Linked DNA regions of Homo sapiens: region 1 is linked to region 2. Evidence: chromatin contacts called from ENCODE Hi-C or POLR2A ChIA-PET data. All regions are on one chromosome and are shown on one strand. Each heading gives the region's core, a stretch centred on a gene start or an enhancer-like site at or near the end of the contact. The rest is flanking DNA. Distances are from core to core; before and after follow the strand shown.

Region 1 (3,774 bases), core at 1,148-3,647, 140 kb before region 2:
GCAACCTCTGGCTCCCGGGTTCAAGCGATTCTCCTGCCTCAGTCTCCCGAGTAGCTGGGATTACAGGCATGCGCCACCACGCTCGGCTAATTTTGTATTTTTAGTACAGAAGGGGCTTCTCTGTTGGTCAGGCTGGTCGTGAACTCTCAACCTCAGGTGAGCCACCCGCCTGAGCCTCCCAAAGTGCTGGGATTACAGGTGTGAGCCACCACGCCTGGCCTTTTTTTTGAGACAGAGTCTCGCTCTCGCCCATGCTGTACTGCAGTGACGCAGTCTGGGCTCACTGTAACCTCCGCTTCCCAGGTTCAAGTGATTCTTCTGCCGCAGCCTCCCATGTAGAGTAGCTGGGATTACAGGCACCCGCCACCATGCCTGGCTAATTCTTGCATTTTTAGTAGAGATGGGGTTTCACAGTGTTGGCCAGGCTGGTCTCAAACTTCTGACCTCAAGTCATCTGCCTGCCTTGGCCCTGCCAAAGTGCTGGGATTATAGATGTGAGCCACCGCGCCTGGCCTACAGTTTATTCTTTGGTGGCTCACACCTGTAATCTCAGCACTTTGGGAGGCCAAGGTGGGAGAATGGCTTGAGCCCAGGAGTTCAAGTCCAGCCTGGGCAACATAGCAAGACCCTATCTCTACTACAAAATAAATAATAAATAAACTAATTTTTTTTCTTTTAAAACCCAACTATTCAACATGGCAATGCAATATATTAAAAAAATTTTTTTTTTCTTTGAAACGGAGTCTCTCACTGTCACCCGGGCTGGAGTGCAGTGTCGCCATCTTGGCTCACTGCAACCTCCGCCTCCCAGGTCCAAGTGATTCTCCTGCTTCAGCCTCCCGAGTAGCTGGGATTACAGGCACCCACCACCATACCCAGCTAATATTTTTGTATTTTTAGTAGAGATGGGGTTTCACTATGTTGGGCAGGCTGGTCTGGAACTCCTGACCTCGTGATCTGCCCGAGGATCGGCGGCCTCCCAAAGTGCTGGGGATTGCAGGCATGAGCCACCGTGCCCAGCCAAAACTTTTTTATTTTTATTTTTTTGGGACACGGTCTCACTGTGTACCCCAGACTGGAGTGATAGAGTGCTGTCATGGCTCACTGCAGCCTCAACCTCCCTGGGCTCAGGTGATCTTCCTGCTTCAGTCTCCCAGGTAGCTGGGACTACAGGCATGAGCCACCACACCCAGCTAATTTTTGAATTTTTTTGTAGAGACAGGGTTTCACCTTGTGGCCCAGACTTGTCTCTAACTCCAGGGCTCAAGCGATCTGCCCACCTTGGCCTCCCAAAGTGCTGAGATTAATGCAATTTAAAAAATTTTTTGGCCAGGCCTGGTGGCTCATGCCTGTATTCACAACACCTTGGGAGGCAAAGGTGGGCAGATCACTTGAGGTCAGGAGTTCGAGACTAGCCTGGCCAACATGGTGAAACCCCCTGTCTACTAAAAAAATACAAAAATTACCTGGGCACAGTGGTGGGTGCCTGTAATCCCAGCTACTTGGGATGCTGAGGGTGGAGAATTGCTTGAACCTGGGAGGCAGAAGTTGCAGTAAGCCAAGATCATGCCACTGGACTCCAGCCTCAGTGACAGAGCAAAACTCTGTCTCCAAAAAAATTGTTTTTTTTTTTTTTTTTTCAAATCATCACACTACAGCCAAGGCCTGGCCACTTACTTTTGTAAATAAAGTTTTATTGGAGCCAGTGGACCAGTGAGGCCGAATCTTGCAGGTGTAAGATCACAGTCTATCCTTGAAAATTTTGATATTTTGTTCATTGGGTGGTTTTTCATTAATTTAAATTTTAAAAAATAACATATTAAAGGCTGGTGTGGAGGTGCACGCCTGCAGTCCTAGCTACTCCCAGAGGCTGAGGCGGGAGACTTGCTTGAGCCCAAGAGTTGAAGTCCAGCCTGGGCAACATAGCGAGACCCCCATCTCTAAAAATAAAAATAATGCATTAGAATATTATTGGATTCCTGGGCAGGGCACAGTGGCTCACACCTGTAATCCCAGCACTTTGGGAGGCTGAGGTGGGTGGATCACCTGAGGTCAGGAGTTTGAGACCAGCCTGGCCAACATGGTGAAACCCCGTCTCTACTAAAAATACAAAAATTAGCCAGGCGTGGTGGCAGGTGCCTGTAATCCCAGCTACTCGGGAGGCTGAAGCACGAGAATCGCTTGAATCCAGGAGGCGGAGGTTGCAGTGAGCTGAGATTGCGCCATTGCACTCCAGCCTGGAGGACAAGAGTGAAACTCCATTCCCCTCTGCAAAGAAAAGGAATATTATCAGATTCCTAAGCTTTTTGGCTCCCCCTTTAGTTTGGGGGCTGGGGTGGTGAGTGTCTGACCTGGCCTCACTGTCCTCCCTGGATGTGATGAGACCCAGGTGTGGGTCAGGATGTCATTCGTTTGTCCACCAGAGGGCGCCCAAACTGCTTTGAGCTGCTGGGAAATGGTGCTCCTAGACTTTTAGCAAACAAACAAAAAAAAATGGCACATCGGCAAATTTCAGACCATTCTTTTTTTTTTTTTTTTTGGTTCCAGAGTAGCTGAAATCTTTGTTCAGTTACAAGCAGGATAAAATGGAAACTGCCTGGGAGAGGCTGAGAAACCTTCTTGCTTGGGGGAGGTGGGGCACTGCTAGAATTAATCGCTTCACAGACCAGCCCATCCAGGACTCCTCAAATTTGGCAAAAAAGCCATTCATTCATTCATTCATTTATGTAGAGACGAGGGGGATCTGGCTATATTGCCTAGATTGGTCTCAAATTCCTGGCCTCAAGTGATCCTCCTGCCTTGGTCTACTAATGTGCTGCGATTACAGGCATGAGCCACCGTGCCTAGCTCTAGTGGACTTGAAATGTTGCCTTGCCCAGGGCCCTTATGTTGAATGGCCCAGGTCCACTTGTATGGTTCTGTACCAAGGTTAACCCCATCCCATAATGCCTGGGACAGTTGATGCAGGACAATCAGCTTCTGTGCCATTCAACCTCAGGACTGAGCATGCTGGGCATTGTGGGGTCCGAAGGTGGCTCCCCTGTCCCCTTCAAAATACCCTCTTTTTCTTTTCTTCTTTTTTTTTTTTTTTTTTTTTTGAGACGAAGTCTTGCTCTGTTGCCCCAGCTAGAGTGCAGTGGTGCGATCTCAGCTCCCCGCAACCTCTGCTTCCCGGGTTCAGGCGATTCTCCTGCCTCAGCCTCCTGAGTAGCTGGGATTACAGGTGCCCACCGCCACAGCTGGCTAATTTTTGTATTTTTAGTAGAGACAGGGTTTCACCGTGTTGGCCAGGCTGGTCTTGAACTCCTGACCTCAGGCAACCTGCCCACCTCAGCCTCCCAAAGTGCTGGGATTACAGGTTTGAGCCACTGGGCCTGGCCTTTTTTTTTTTTTTTTGAGAGGGAGTCTCACTCTGTTGCCCAGGCTGGAGTGCAATGGCGCGATCTTGACTCACTGCAACTCCATTTCCCGGGTTCAAGTGATTCTCCTCCCTCAGCCTCCCAAGTAGCTGGGATTACAGGTGCATGCCACCACGGCCAGCTAATTTTGTATTTTTAGTAGAGACAGGGTTTCACTATGTTGATCATGCTGGTCTCAAACTCCTGACCTTAGGTGATCTGCCCGCCTTAGCCTCCCAAAGTGTTGGGATTACAGGTGTGAGCCACCGCGCCCAGACCAAAATATGCTCATTTTAATAAAATGCACAAGTAGGTTGACAAGAATTTCACCTGCAACCTTGTCAACCACCTAGAATAAAAGCCTCTGCAGCCCTCC
Region 2 (3,593 bases), core at 542-3,041:
ATTAGCTGGGTGTGGTAGTGGGCGCCTGTAACCCCAGCTACTCAGGAGGCTGAGGCACAAGAATCGCTTGAACCCAGGAGGCGAAGGTTGCAGTGAGCCAAGATTGTGCCATTGCACTCCAGTTTGGGTGACAGAGCGAGACTCTGTCTCAAAAAAAAAAAAAGAAAGAAAGAAAGAAAAGAAAAAGAAAAGGAAAGAAAAAGAAACAGACAGCAATAATGTTTGCAGCCTCAAAGACGCCAAAGGTCTAAGACATTTTGAAAGCCAATTTACAGACAAAGATAATGATAGAACATAAAAATTGCCCAGCCATTACGCCCCAGCCACCAAGTCTCATCCCTCCTCTGCTGAGAACTCCCCATGGCTCCCACCTCACCTGGGGTCCAAAGTCAAAGTCCCTTGCACAGCCCACACGACCCTGTACATTCTACTCTTACTGTCCCCCTCCAGCTCTCTGTTCCTGCCTCAGGGCCTTTGCACAAACCCTTCCCACTCTTTCCCCCCACAAACTGGCCTCGATCGATCCCTCTCTCATCTCCTTGAGGTTTTTGCTCAAAGGCACCTGCTCATCCAGGCCTTCCTGACCCACCTCCCGCATCTCAAGCAGCCCCCACCCTCCCATCCCCCTTCCCTGTCTTCTTGTCCCTACAGCACTTGTCACTGACAGGTAATCTACTCGATCAGGCTTCTGGTCTCTCTCCGCCACTATATCCCAAGAGGGGGATCTTTTGTCTCCATAAGACCAGGGCCCAACCCACAGGGCAGCTCTTTCACCTGGGGGCAGTCAGGACAGGTCCCCCGGGGAGAGGATACCTGAGCTTCTGAACGCACCCTTGTCGCAAAGACCCCCCGCCAACTGGGGGCGAGGCTTTTCAGCCCCAGAGAGTCTGATATACCCCTCCCAGGCTGTGACTCTCACAATCCCCAGTGGCCACGGAAATGGATCCCCCAGCGCCTGGGGCCTGTCCCCTCCCCCGTCTGCCCACCAGCTGGTTCTGTCCCCAGCCCCCACTCCCTCCATTCAATCACCCATCCATCCCCAGCGCGGTCCAGCCCGTGACGGGAGAGCCTGAAGCAGAAGGTGGGGGGGCGTCCACAGCTGTCCCCCTTCCCCCCCCCCGACAGCTGGGCACTGGACCCTGGAGGGGGAAGGGCACGGGAAACTCCTCGAGGGGTTTCAAACGCCACCAAGGAGCCCATCTCTGTCCCCAAATCTCAGAGCCTGGAGCCTCCCTGCCCCAAACCAGGCACTGAGGAAGGAACAGAAAGTCCGGCCCACCCCGATCTCCGAGAGCGCGGGGACAGTGAGGGGCCGAGAGGCGGACGGGGAGCGCAGGGAGTTCAGGGGGCGCCCGTCATCCGCATCCCCACGCCACCTCCTCCGGGAAGCCCTCCGGACACACCCCCGCGCGTCACGGAGGCAGAACGGCAGCCGCCATCGCGCTCCCAGCCCCGACGCGACTCCCATCTGGGACCCCCGCCGGGACCCCCGCGGCCCTCCCCGCCTTCTCCCGCTCCCAGCCCCGGCCGGAGGAAGCTGGCGGGACCCGGGCCGAGGCGGAAAGGGGTTGAATTGGGGGCGCCCGGGCGGGGAGGGTCGCACCGCCCCGGGGCGGAGCCGGGCCACGTGGGGGAGGTGGGAGGGGGCCCCGCGGCCACACTACCTGTTGATCTTGTGCGCGAAGGCGCGGCGCTCGGAGGCAGCCATGGTCCTCGCGTCCCGCCGCCGCCGCCCCGGGCCCCGGCCCCGCCGCCGCCGCCGCCTCCCGGTTCTGGGCAGCCGGGGCGGGGCGGGGCCGGCGCGGGGGCGGGGCCCTTCCGGGTGGCCCGGGCCGCTCCGTGCTGCCCCTGCAGGCCGGAGGGGTCGCCTGGAGTCCTGGGGGCTGGGGAAACTGAGGCTGGGGACGGAGAGGAGGCCCCGGGATCCAGGCTGGGCGGGCCCCAGACTCCCGGGCTGGGGGGACGCTCTTTCTACCCTAGGAGAAGGGCTGGGGAAACTGAGGCTGAGGAGGGAAGTTAGGGAGAGGAGGCGCTGGGACCCAGACTGGGGGTGCCCCAGACTCCCGAGCTGGCGGGGGCGCTCTTTCCACCCTGGGAGCTGGGCTGGAGAAACTGAGCCTGAGGAGGGAGGGAGGGAAGGGAGGCGCTGAGACCCGGGCTAGGTGGACCCCAGGCTCCCGGGGTTTAGTGGGGTGGTCTTACCACCCCAGGAGCAGGGCTGGGGAAACTGAAGCTCAGGAGGGAGGGAGGGAGGGGAGGCGCTGGGACCCAGGCTGGGTAGGCCCCAGATTTCCGGGGTTTGGGGGGCGCTCTTTCTGCCCTCTGACTCCTGGCTGGAAAACAATAACGATGTTCATGTATCTAATAATCATACCTGTAAGTATAATCGTGGCCGTGCATGGTGGCTCATGCCTGTAATCCCAGCACTGTGGGGGGCCAAGGCAGGAGGATTGTTTGAGCCCAGGAGTTGGAGACCAGCCTGGGCAACATAATGAGACCCCGTGTCCACAAAAAATGCAAAAATTAACCAGGCATGGTGGTGTGTGCCTGTAATCTCAGCTACTTGGGAGTCTGAGGGAGGAGGATCGCTTGAGCCTGGGAGGTCAAGGCTGCAGTGAGCTGTGATTGTGCCATTTCAATCCAGCCTGGGTGACAGAGCGAGACCCTGTCTCAAAAAGTCTAATTGCTAAGATGTCATTGAGCCTGGCCCTGCAATTCACACATGCAGAAGAAATTATTGTTTTCCTCCTTTTACAGATGAGTAAACTGAGGCACAGAGGTGTTCGGGTGCTTGCTCAGTGTGACTCACAGGGGTCTCCAGCGCCTGCATTGTCCGTGCTCCCAGTCTACAGCATGGGAGTCAGAGGAGCCTGGCTAGGCACTGGAGTGCTCGGAGATGTGCCCCAGGTCCAGGTGGTGGGACCTGAGTGAGCCAGTTTGGGAGTCTAGACTTTCGGGGCCGCCTCTACCAAGAGGAAGAGGTGGGGATGTCTTGGTTAATCTATGGTCTCAAATCTCTCCCCACTGGCCTCTCTCCCAGCACTGCTGCAGCATTTTTAGAGAATTCTCCAGCCGACACTCCCCTCTGGAGGAGCTCACCCCTTTCTCACCTGCATGCCTCTGCACCGGCAGGTCCTTCCTCCTGGACAGCCCTTCTTTCCCTGGTCAGCAAATGCCCCAGGGAGAATTTGAGGTTGAATCAGACAAGGCCGTGGCTCTGCCTCAGGGCCTTTGCACGTGCTGTTCTCATTCCCATCTATGGGTTGCTGGCATTTTATCCTCTATTATTTATTTATTTATTTATTTATTTATTTATTTATTTATTTATTTATTTTGAGGTGGCATTTCGCTCTTGTTGCCCAGACTGGAGTGCAATGGCACAATCTCGGCTCACCGCAACCTCTGCCTCCCAGGTTCAAGCGATTCTCCTGCCTCAGCCTCCCGAGTAGCTGGGATTACAGGCACCCACCATCACACCTGGCTAATTTTTTGTATTTTTAGTAGAGACGGGGTTTCACCATGTTGGCCAGGCTGGTCTGGAGCTCCTGACCTCAGGTGATCCACCCGCCTCGGCCTCCCAAAGTGCCGGGATT

The links. A loop is a pair of places that touch in the nucleus more often than their neighbours do. ChIA-PET counts read pairs that join two places held with the same protein, here RNA polymerase II (POLR2A). Pooled maps may share reads with other maps.
Region 1: a pooled map shows a loop between it and region 2 (2.3-fold over the local background). The contact joins the enhancer-like site here to the promoter of DOCK6 in region 2. A Hi-C loop is called at or near these places in 1 of 168 maps with a recorded cell type or tissue (IMR-90) and 3 of 50 pooled maps. POLR2A ChIA-PET finds 5 or more read pairs at or near these places in 5 of 52 experiments (BJ, HEK293T, WTC11 and 2 more).

The regions. Positions count from the first base shown.
Region 1 is chr19:11,123,859-11,127,632 of GRCh38, forward strand. The region is part of intron 15 of LDLR (low density lipoprotein receptor); the gene reads left to right. Among named protein-coding and RNA genes, the nearest start is that of MIR6886, 12 kb to the left of the region's middle. Within about 2 kb of position 2,398, at least 6 of the 41 ENCODE cell types and tissues checked have a DNase peak (open chromatin) inside an H3K27ac peak, as active enhancers do.
Region 2 is chr19:11,260,733-11,264,325 of GRCh38, forward strand. DOCK6 (dedicator of cytokinesis 6) reads right to left here and starts at 1,792. Exons shown (of 48, transcript NM_020812.4): 1 at 1,665-1,792. The coding sequence starts at 1,708. RefSeq lists silencers at 1,367-1,506, 1,587-1,646, 1,717-1,876.